Linked DNA regions of Mus musculus: region 2 is linked to region 1. Evidence: chromatin contacts called from ENCODE Hi-C or POLR2A ChIA-PET data. All regions are on one chromosome and are shown on one strand. Each heading gives the region's core, a stretch centred on a gene start or an enhancer-like site at or near the end of the contact. The rest is flanking DNA. Distances are from core to core; before and after follow the strand shown.

Region 1 (5,696 bases), core at 861-3,360:
GTATTGTCCCCATACTGATGGACGTGGAACCCATGCTGGCCTTCAGTTAATCCTGTAATTTGTCCTGACAACACAACTGGTTCACCGCTTGCCTTGATTTAAAAAAATACAAAAATGAAGACATCAAGTTTGAGTGTAAATACTCCTGCACCAGGGCTGTTGCTGGGTTACACCCTAACCAAGCACAGTAAAAAGCTCAAGTCAAAACACACAACAGTGAAAATCAAACCTATGTTCAGATCCAAGTAGACCCACTTCCTACAGGGTGGCTCTGGAGACGCTCAGCTCTAGGCCTCTCTCTCCCTGTCACACTTCTCCTAACACTTGCTGCCAGATGCCATGTGTGCAGGCACCTGGACTGAACAGCATTTAGAAAGCACCAGGTGGAACAAACAGGGGCTACTGAATGCCAGGCCTGGGGAAGAGATGGCTACTGCACTGTCAGACTTGACTCTTACAGAACACTGGCTGCCGAGAACCCTGTTCTCCACATTCAGTGATTTTATCAGTTCCCCTATTTTTATTTAGTGGTCAGAAAATGCCTTTGTCCTACTGCCTGTGGAGATCCATTTGGGTCTAACCAGAGCTACCTTAAAAAAAAAATCTCATTAGCTATCCAAATCTAGAAAATTTGCCACTTAACAAAAAAGAAAAGAACACCCAAAATTCAAATTAGTACTGCTCCAGAAAGTGTAGCAATAGGGAGAAAATGTAAGAGCAACCGACCAACAAGCAAGGACAATCATTTTTTAGGTTTTTTTTTTTTTAAATGTCCAACTTTTGCAACAGAATAAGGGAATATGAACTTTGGGTAGAAAAATCTGATTCTGAAAAGTTGGCAACAGGTTAAATCAACCAGCTTTGATTACAACTGCCAATCTGGAATGCTTAACTATCGTTTCATTGGGTACAAAGGGCACCAGCGATGTGTAGTTTGCAGCGTCACAAAAATAGTGCGAGCTGCTCTGGCATGGCATGGTGGAAGATGACAGAAACCCACACACAGGGGTAAGACCCAGCCGAACTTCGTCTTTCTCACAGTGAATTACGTGGGGAGGAGAAAAAGACAAAAACAAAAAACTTCCACAGGAAAACAACAAAACGCATTTCAATGCCAAGAAACTGCTGGAAACGAGGCTAGTTACGAAAAACTCTAAATTGCCGTTATCAGTTCTCGTCGTAAACCAAACACTTGGGATTCACTATGGTGTCTGCCTTCTCACACGTATGTCCACCACTTCAGAGAGCACATAACGCTCATTTATCAAATATTCTCTCGGGATTAAGGTGAATACAACAACGGTAACCTCCCTAAGGCTCTGGACACAACCTTACCACACACATCTTCCCTGTGACGCATGTGTTTTTGCAGGGTCACAGTATTTTCGAAAATATCTCTATGTACTTTTCCAAAATGTGCTCAGAAACTCGCTGTGGTAGAAAAAACCCACAGCCGGGTCTCTCTCTGGAGTGCAAAGCAAGGGACGGCTGTCCAAGGCCATCTCTTTCTTTCCGCCTTGCGACACGACCCTGACCTAGTACAGAACAGCCCAGGACTTTGCTTTAAAGTGCCGCAAACGCGTCCTGCGGCCTTAGTCCGGTCTGGCACCACCGGGTTCAAATATTCTTACAACAATCGCAGCCGGTGGCCACGGGGCTCTGAGCCTGTGGGACACGGACACCGGAAAAGCAGCAGCCCCAGAAGGATAACGGATGCCAAGCCGGCTCTCCCGGGCAGGCCCAGCCGCTCCGGGGCGCGGGGAGGCCCCCGCCCGCCCGGAAGGCCCCGCGGCGCCCCGGGCCTCGCTTCCCGGCGCCCAGCCCCTGCCCCAGGCCACGGTGACTCAGCACTTAGCGGGCTCAGGCCGTGGCGGGGGCGTGGCGTGCTCCCGCACAGGTGCGCCGCGTCACCGCGGCCTGCGCCCCGCGCCCCGGGCCTTGCCTTCTGCTCGAAGTGGATGGTTCCCTGCACCGGACCGTCGCCCTTCAGCACGCACACCGCTTTCATCGCCATGCTTCCCCGGGAGACGCGCGGCGGCCTCCTCCGGAGGGACCAGAGAGAGCAAGACGAGAAGCCGACGGACGGAAGGCGCCGCAGGAAAGGACCGCGCAAAAAAACGAGGCCCTGGCGCCACGGAGCTTTTATAGGCCTGAGTCTGACCACGCCCACCTTGGCACGGAACCAATCGCTACCCGCGGCCTCCGCCCGCCCTTCGTGGAGCTCCCTGGCCGCGGGGCACGCTGGGGGCGGGGCGGAGGGTAGCTCCGGCTCCTGGAGCGTGCGGACTGAGAAAGTTCCCGAGGAGCCTGAGCGGGGAAAGTCGCTATTGTCTTCTAACTGTGACGTCGGCCGAGTCGCCGCGGAAACCGAGAACACGAGGCCCGCGTGCGCGCCTGGAAGGTCTGAACCCACTGTGTCTGGAAATGCGGATTGTCACTGACTTTGCACAGCGCGCCTCGGTTGCAGTGTGAAAGTTGAGATGCGCCAAGATGGATGCCCAGTGTCATTTCCAGCTTTATTTTCTCATGATGTCTAAAATGTGTAAAGCCCATGTTCTATCTCTAGACACACCCCCGTTTCTTACTTATTTTTTACTTCTTTTATTTTTGTTACTAGAGCTGGAGATTAGACAGTCCCCACCCCCCACCCCGCCCCCTGCATGACAGACAAGTGCTCTGCCAGTTAAGACACACACACACACACACACACACACACACACACGCAAAACACAAGAAAATCAAGAGGAAGGAAGACCAACGTGTGGATACTTCATTCCTCCTTAAAATAACGAACAAAATACCCATGGACGGAGTTACAGAGACACAGTTTGGAGCTGAGACAAAAGGATGGACCATCCAGAGACTGCCCCACCTGGAGATCCGTGCCATAATCAGCCACCAAATGCAGACACTATTGCGTATGCCAGCAAGATTTTGCTGAAAGGACCCTGATATAGCTGTCTCGTGTAAGGCTTTGCCAGTGCCTGGCAAATACAGAAGTGGATGTTCACAGTCATCTATTGGATGGAACACAGGGCCCCTAATGGAGGAGCTAGAGAAAGTACCCAAGGAGCTGAAGGGGTCTACAACCCTATAGGTGGAACAACAATATGAACTACCCAGTACCTCCGGAGCTCGTGTTTCTAGCTGCATATGTAGCAGAAGATGGCCAACTCGACAATCACTGGGAGGAGAGGCCCTTGGTCTTGCAAATTTATATGCCTCAGTACAGTGGAATGCCAGGGCCAAGAAGTGGGAGTGGGTGGGGAGGGGAGCAGGGGGGCGTGGTATAGGGGACTCCCCAGATAGCATTTGAAATGTAAATGAAGAAAATAATAAAAATTTGAAAAAAAAAAAGACACACATACCTTTTTAAAAATATCACACTGTGTACCTTTGGCTCTCATGGAACTCATTGTGTAGAACAGACAGGCTGACCTTGAACTCACAGAGATCTCCCTGGCCTCTGCCTCTCAGTTGCTGGGGTTAGAGGGGTTCTTTTTTAATTTTTGAGATAGGGACTAAACTTGAATTTAAGATCCTCCTGCCTCAGCATCCCTAGTAACTAGGATTGCTTGTCTGCCCCACCATTCCCAGCTGGTGTTACTTGCTGAGTAAAAATCTGTATTCTCTTCCCTGTGTGAAGTGGTTCTCGGACACGCCGTGCATTCCACTGGCTCTAAGCCACACACTGGAGAACAGGATGCCTGATAAAGTCCTATGTGATACCTCCATGCAATGGGTGAGAAATAGTGTTTCAAGGAAAATATTTGTTAAAATGGTATGGAATGAGCAAAGGTTACAAACTACAAAGAGGGGGCTCAGCATGTATTTACATGAGTTCTCAGAAATGTCTAGAAAGATATATGGGGGGTCCCTAGAGACAAGAAAGGGTATCAATAAGAGGAAGGGAATTCTTTTTTTTTTTAGGATTTATTTTTTATTTATATGAGTACACTACAGCTGTCTTCAGACACACACTAGAAGAGTGCATTATTTCCCATTACAGATGGTTGCTGGGACTTGAACTCAGGACCTCTGGCAGAGCAGTCAGTGCTCTTAACCACTGAGCCATCCTTATAGCCAGAGAAAGGGATTTTTTTTTTTTTTTCGAGACAGGGTTTCTCTGTGTAGCCCTGACTGTCCTGGAACTCACTCTGTAGACCAGGCTGGCCTCAAACTTAGAAATCTGCCTGTCTCTACCTCCCAAGTGCTGGGATTAAAGGTATGTACCACCACTGCCCGGCTGAGAAGGGAAATTCTTAACTAAAAAGAACATGGTGTCTTCTTAAGGTTGAAATCTCTGTGGTCTCCCAAGAGCTCATGCATACATCCTCATGTTCTGCTACACTCAGGAGGCAGGGCTTAGAATATTGAAACCTAACTCCAGGCCGGAGAAACAAGAGGAGAAGCTGATTTGGCCCCTAGGGATGGGGTACGCTTATTTATGTAGGTCCCTGGTCTCTGCTCTAGGACTATTCCTGCGGAGTCTTTTTTCTGTTTACCACAAATAGAAAGAGTCCCTAGCAAACCGAAGAAACAGTAATTCTGCCCAAATCCAGTGTGGTGAACAAACCAGTTTATTTGGGTTACTTACAGGAGCATGGGTGGACCCAGACACTACACAGCAGAAGAGCCTCTCAGCAACTGCCAGCCACGTGTATAGCTTCAGAGAGGGTGGGGCCTCACGAGCTGTCCCCTCCTACCACAGGTAAATGTTAGTTGCTGTGAGGGCCTGGGAGTAGAAGTCACAGCTACTACTCTAAAGGCAGCTGAAGGAAACAGGCACACAGCTAGCCCTGCTGATTCATCTTCTGTGAGAGATACACAGTTCACATTTTCTCCTGAGGCACTCCAGGCATGCCTCAGTCATCCTTCAGATACACACCCTGCCCCTTAATGGTCACGCTTAAAACTATACTAAACCACCAGGCAGGGGTGGCGCACGCCTTTAATCTCAGCACTTGGGAGGTAGAGGCAGGCAGATTTCTGAGTTCCAGGCTGGCCTGGTCTACAGAGTGAGTTCCAGGACAGTCAGGGCTACACAGAGAAACCCTGTCTCAGAAAAACAAAACAAAACCAAAAACAAAAAAAAACTATACTAAACCATTGTAAGGTAAAAGGATTATTTTACATATATATATTCTGTGACTATGATGCTATTCTCACTAGTATTCTCCAGATAACTTGCATGTATACTGAAGAGTTACATAAGCACAAATCCCAGCCAAAGGGCCTTTGTCCAAAGCCAGACTTTCTTTGGGTTCCAGGAAGTTAGGGTTGGATTTCAGTTCATTGTCAACCCGCCGAGAAAGCAGGCCATGGGTACAAAGGGCCTTCCTCAAACAATGATTACCACTCTTGAAACACTCAAATAGAGCTGTAGTGGTCTCTTGTGTGGACGCTGGAAAGCCAGGCAAGGGCTTCAGGACTGGAGGAGTTGAGCAGCCTTCCCAGGGCCTGCACAATGGGATCCCCAGCAGAGCTATAGAAGAAGTCTTGTGCCCTTCTCAGGCAGCATCTGCTATAGGAAACCCCAAAAGGTACCTCCACCTAGAACCTCACGTCTCCTCCTCAGACAGGATTTCAGAACTTTACTAGTTAGCTATTTAATAGTGTTTGTGTTATATAGCCTCTGTGCTGTTGACATTTTTAGCTAGATAATCTGTGGCAGCTGTCCTCTACATCGCAGGATG
Region 2 (5,696 bases), core at 1,259-3,758, 33 kb after region 1:
CCTGGTTGAATGCATCCTCTTAGCTGATTTCCTCCGCAGACTCACCTTGAAGCCTGTGTTCCCCATGCGCCTGGCAGATGGAGACAGGAACAGAATGCCTGCAAGGAACTCGGGTTCTTTCCAGACCCACTCTTAAATTTCTTCATTTGCCCATGCTTGCAATATTAACAATTAGTCAAAGACAGAGGAATTAGAGCACACGTCTGTGGCCCTTCCTAATCTTTGCCCATGGGCAGAACTGTCCTTGCGTGATCACAATTCTGGTTGGTCTACAGGATAAAGTGTCCAAGCAAGATGGTGAAGGTGGCATCAGATTGAATTCTGCAAAGAAGTCATAAAGCTGGTCAAGGCTAATGGATGCAGGCCTCCAGAAACCATGGCAGCCAGGGGAGGAAGGGGTGTGACCTGCCTGCTGGAACCAGGAGAAAGACTCAGACCCTGCCACTGGAAAGAAACACTGACCTCTCTCCTGCCTCCTCGGGTTTCTTCTCACTGCCTCTCACTAGGCAAACCCAGAGAAGCCCAAGGGAAAGGACTCAGAAAACACTCATGGAGGTCAGCCCTTATGGAACAAAGCACGGTGACAGAAAGGTAAGGAGAGGCATGCGGAAAAGCTACCAGTGATGGACAGTAGCCCTCCCAGTGATGGACAGTGATCCTCCCAGTGATGGACAGTGATCCTCCCAGTAATGGACAGTGATCCTCCCAGTGATGGACAGTGGTCCTCCCAGTGATGGACAATGATCCTCCCAGTGATGGGCAGTGATCCCCCAGTGATGGACAGTGATCCTCCCAGTAATGGATAGTGATCCTCCCAGTGATGGACAGTGGTCCTCCCAGTGATGGACAGTGATCCTCCCAGTGATGGGCAGTGATCCCCCAGTGATGGACAGTGATCCTCCCAGTAATGGACAGTGATCCTCCCAGTGATGGACAGTGGTCCTCCCACTGATGGACAATGATCCTCCCAGTGATGGGCAGTGATCCCCCAGTGATGGACAGTGATCCTCCCAGTAATGGATAGTGATCCTCCCAGTGATGGACAGTGGTCCTCCCAGTGATGGACAATGATCCTCCCAGTGATGGGCAGTGATTCCCCCAGTGATGGACAGTGATCCTCCCAGTAATGGATAGTGATCCTCCCAGTGATGGACAGTGGTCCTCCCAGTGATGGGCAGTGATCCCCCAGTGATGGACAGTGATCCTCCCAGTGATGGACAGTGATCTTCCCAGTGATGGGCAGTGATCCCCCAGTGATGGACAGTGATCCTCCCAGTAATGGACAGTGATCCTCTCAGTGATGGACAGTGGCCCTCCCAATAATGGATAGTGGCCCTCCCAGTGATGGACAGTAGTCCTCCCAGTGATGGACAGTAGTCCTCCCAGTGATGGACAGTAGTCGTCTCCACATCCAAGCTTTAACTTTCTGGTTTTCAATTACTCCAGTCATCTGAAGCTTGAAAATATTAATTGGAAATTCCTAAAAGATAACCTCATATCTTATTTTTCTTATAACATAATTTTTGTTGCAGTGTATTGTGACAATTATTTTATTTTTGGATCTTGTTAATCTCTTACTGTGCCTAGTTTACATGTAAAACTATCACGTATGTTTATATATAGAAAAAAAAGTCTCTTAGGATGTATACCTTATTAATGGGAGCTAGCTGAGTTTGTTGTTGTTGTTTTGTTTTGTTTTCAAGACAGGGTTTCTCTGTATAGCCTTGGCTGTCCTGGAACTCCCTCTGTAGACCAGGCTGGCCTCGAACTCAGAAATCCACCTGCCTCTGCTTCCCAAGTGCTGGGATTAAAGGCATGCGCCACCACTGCCCGGCCAGGAGCTAGCTGTTTTGATTTGTATTTCACATGCTTTACAGAAGACCAAGTTCCTGAGAATAGATGTCTTTGGAAGCCTTGCTAACAAGTTCAAGTAGGTTATCATCCGCGTTTGCTAACCTGGAAACAACTGTGTGAGAGGGGCTGGAGCGTTCAATTCCCAGCAACCGCAAGGTGGCTCACAACCATCTGTAATGGGCATCCGATGCTGTCTTCTGGTGTCTGAAAACAGTGACAGTGTACCCGCATACATTAAATAAATAGACAAAAAAATAAATAAATAAATAAATCTTTAAAAAAAAAAAACCACGTGAGAAGCAAATGACCCTGACATATTAGATACTGTTCCCTTGCTAGGATAAAGCACCATGACCCACCAGAAGCAGTTTATAGAGGAAGGAGCTTATTTTGGATTGTGGTTCGGGTGTGTGTGTGTGAGTGTGAGTCCATCACGGCATCGAGGTGCAGCAGCCAATAGTAGGCATGGAAGCGCGAGCAGAAGCTCAGAGTTCTTATCCCTGGTGGCAAACAGAATTAAAGGGAGCAGATCGGAAGTGGGTGGGTCTGTGTATTCTCCAGGCTAAGCAAGGCCACACTTGACCTACCAAACAGCGCCATCAACTGAGCCTGTTGGGAAATTCCCACCCATGTCACCACGATCCATAAGAGCAGTAGAGCAGGAGCGAGGCCACTCGTTTTATGAGGCTGCAAGGCCCCGAGGCGGGTGGACACAGACTGAGTGGAGCGAACAGTCTGTGAACTCTGACCCCGTGACCCTTCCTCCATTTCCTCTTACCATAATCAGGAGGACACAGCCTGCCTACACGCCATCTAAGTCCCAGTCTTCCTTCCCTTTCTCTCTCTCTCTTATTTGTAATAATCAATCAATGTCTTATTACATCTCTATGTCTTACATCCTTTTTATTTTAATGCTTAGAGGCATGGCCTTGCTGGGCAAGCTCGGCTGTTAGTAATTTTCTTCTCAAAACCTATAGTTTGGGAGCAAAGCTTAGCAAAGTGTGTGGGGTGGCAAGCTAAGCTAGCAGACATTAGGAGGGTAACACTTTCTGTTCATTTAGGCACCATTGAAAAGGACCCTTCAGATTTTATGTCATATACTTAGCAAGTATAATGTTCACACACTAGTGTCCTTAAAGGGATGACGTGTGGGTTCAGGAGAGAGAAACTGAGTGACGATCTCTCTCTCTCTCTCTCTCTCTCTCTCTCTCTCTCTCTCTCTCTCTCTCTCTGACACACACAGACATTCATGCATACAATGAACAGGGGTGACTCCCATCCTCAGAGTGTGATCAAGATGAGAGGATATGAGGATCAGCAAAGGACTGTGGGAAATGACAGGAATCCGGCAGCTCCTCAGGAGTGCCTCTGAGTACCTTGGGGCACAGTGTCCCCCTTGCCAGATGGATGGTGGATCCCCAGGAGCTGAGAACAGCTTCATGGGCAGGGGACAGAGTCAACTGAGCAAGCACCTCCCTTCTGTTTGAAAGGTTGTCCCTGGTGTCTGCAGACCTGGTGATCAGCTCTGTTTTAAATCAGAGAACAGGGAGGCTATGAACAGTGAAGTAATTTGGCAAAGCCACCCAGTTGGTGAATGCACTGGCATTAGAACTTCAGGAATACACTTGTATATACTCACCTTCTTCAACCACTGCCTTATGAAAGCAGGTTTTATTGGGTTTTCCCAGGATTATAGACCAAATATGATAATACAGATTTGACATAAGAAATCACATCTTCTTATTGACAGGTACCCAGAATGCTCAGATAAACTGCCAAGCATAAAAGTGCTGAGAAAAGATGAGCTATCCAAAATACCAGAAAAGCTAGCTCCTGATCATCAAAGGTCCCAGAACGATGGCTTAAGTGGCCAGCAGGTGGCAGCAAGGTTTCACTGTTGTCTTGAGCCCAGACTCGCTGATCGGTCCTTCAGAATCCACTAAGACACAATGGAGACAGTCACTCCTCCCCTCCACTCCAGCCTTCCTAGGGTTGGATCTTAAAGATGAGTAGCCTGGATCTCTGCCTCTAAATGTGTGCTTTCCGCGAACCTTGAATCTCTAACAACAAAACATTGCTGGGTGTGATGGCGCACACCTTTGATCCCAGGACTCAAGGAGGCAGAGGCAGGTCTATCTCTGAGTTCAAGGCCAGCCTGGTCTACATAGTTTCATTTCAGGACAGCCAGACTCTGTATAAAGACTCTGTATAATGTATATTGCTGTGAGGGCTCCTTTAGAGAGGGAGCACTTGCTGAGATTGCCGTCTTTACATTACAATAGGAAAAAAACAGAGGCAAAGGCAGGGCCTGTCTGTGACAGAGGCGAGCCAGATTTATATAGCAAGTTCCAGACCAGCCAGAGCTACATAGTGAGACCCTGGTAAACAAAACAAAACATCAAGAACAACAACAACCCAACAGGTAGATCTTCTTGCTAACAGTGAGGCTGTGAGCCTCTGGATTTTCTTGAACTGTTTATTCAGTCATCGACCAGATTTCTGGAACGGTCAACTTTTCTCACCAGGAGCTTATTGGTGACAAAATTTTCACAGGAAATGTAGTCTATCCTGGATGAGTAATAAAATGTGACAAAATGCAACTGAGTCATTTTGAAGTGTAAAATGACACACACTTGACATTTAATATATGCCTATTATATGCGTGCATTATTTTTGTGATTGTTAGATGTGTGTGTGTGTGTGTGTGTGTGTGTGTGTGTGTGTGTGTGTGTGTGGTGAGATCTGGCAAGGCCGTAGGCACCACTCTTAACCCATTTGCCCGCTCCTATACAGCCTCCATGCTTTAAGAAGGGAGTGCTTTACTCCCACCTCGCTGTGTGGTAAGAACGTTCCCAGGGATGCAGCTCAAGGCTTCATGCTCGCAAGCACGCCAACTGACCTATATGCCCAGCCCTGCAGTGATGCTCCAAATTGGCCGCCCTGAGTGTCTTCACTGTGAGTGAGCAAACTTCTTCACAGGCATGTGCTCTGTCAGTGACCTTCCTCAATAAGCCCGACCCCTAAACTTCCCACCACCTCTCCGTAGTGCCACGGGAGCTTTAGAGAACCTAAGAGCCAGGCCACACCACTGGTGTTTGCTTCCTTTTTTTCCTCGCATTTGAGATGATTGTGTATGCAAACTCGAGTCAAATGGTCAGCTGAAGCCTTCAACATAAGTACCGTCTGTGCGTGCGTGCGTGCATGTGTGTGCGTACGTGCAGTGGGGACAAACTGCCGGACTCCGACCTGCGAGCCTGGCTTCCCTTCTCAGCGTCTCAGATACTAACAAGATGGATTCATGGTCACAGCTGTAAAATCTTCCAGACGATATTAGGCCCAAACCTCCTAAATCTTTCATGTTCCATCGTGTGATCTCATGTGTCTTAGTCAAAAGGTTATGTTTTCGGGAAATGGAAAATTGAAAGCTTAAATGTGGCAATTATGGAACTGGAGCTTTTTGTGGGGGGCCGGGGTGGGGGAAACAGGGGTGTTCTCTGAGTAACAGCTCTGGCTGTCCTGCGTGCTGGGATTAAAGGTGTGTGCCACCATGCCTAGCCGACCTGGAGCTTCTTAATTACCTATCAAATCTACTTTGAGAAAATAAAACAGTAGTTTATGTCAGTCTGTGTAAATGACCACAAATAAGCTGAGTGTGGAACCCTGATACCCACAAGTCAGACAAAACATTTCTCTTCCAATCAAGTCTGACCCTCCCCCTCCTCCTACCCCCTCCTCCCCCTTCTCCCCCACAAGATTTATTTATTTATATATGTGAGTACAGAGTGACTGTCTTCAGACACTCCAGAAGAGGTCAGAGGGCATTGGATCTCTTTGCAGATGAT

What was found. A loop is a pair of places that touch in the nucleus more often than their neighbours do. ChIA-PET counts read pairs that join two places held with the same protein, here RNA polymerase II (POLR2A).
Region 2: POLR2A ChIA-PET joins it to region 1 with 39 read pairs in embryonic stem cell. The contact joins the enhancer-like site here to the promoter of Sod1 in region 1. A Hi-C loop is called at or near these places in 2 of 37 maps with a recorded cell type or tissue (both heart). POLR2A ChIA-PET finds 5 or more read pairs at or near these places in 4 of 5 experiments (Patski and embryonic stem cell).

The regions. Positions count from the first base shown.
Region 1 is chr16:90,217,176-90,222,871 of GRCm38, reverse strand. It overlaps Sod1 (superoxide dismutase 1, soluble), which reads right to left and starts at 2,110. Exons shown (of 5, transcript NM_011434.2): 1 at 1,943-2,110; 2 at 1-92. The coding sequence starts at 2,014.
Region 2 is chr16:90,184,448-90,190,143 of GRCm38, reverse strand. No RefSeq gene overlaps it. Among named protein-coding and RNA genes, the nearest start is that of Gm35714, 17 kb to the left of the region's middle. Within about 2 kb of position 2,508, at least 1 of the 3 ENCODE cell types and tissues checked has a DNase peak (open chromatin) inside an H3K27ac peak, as active enhancers do; it is heart, where a contact is called at or near this core.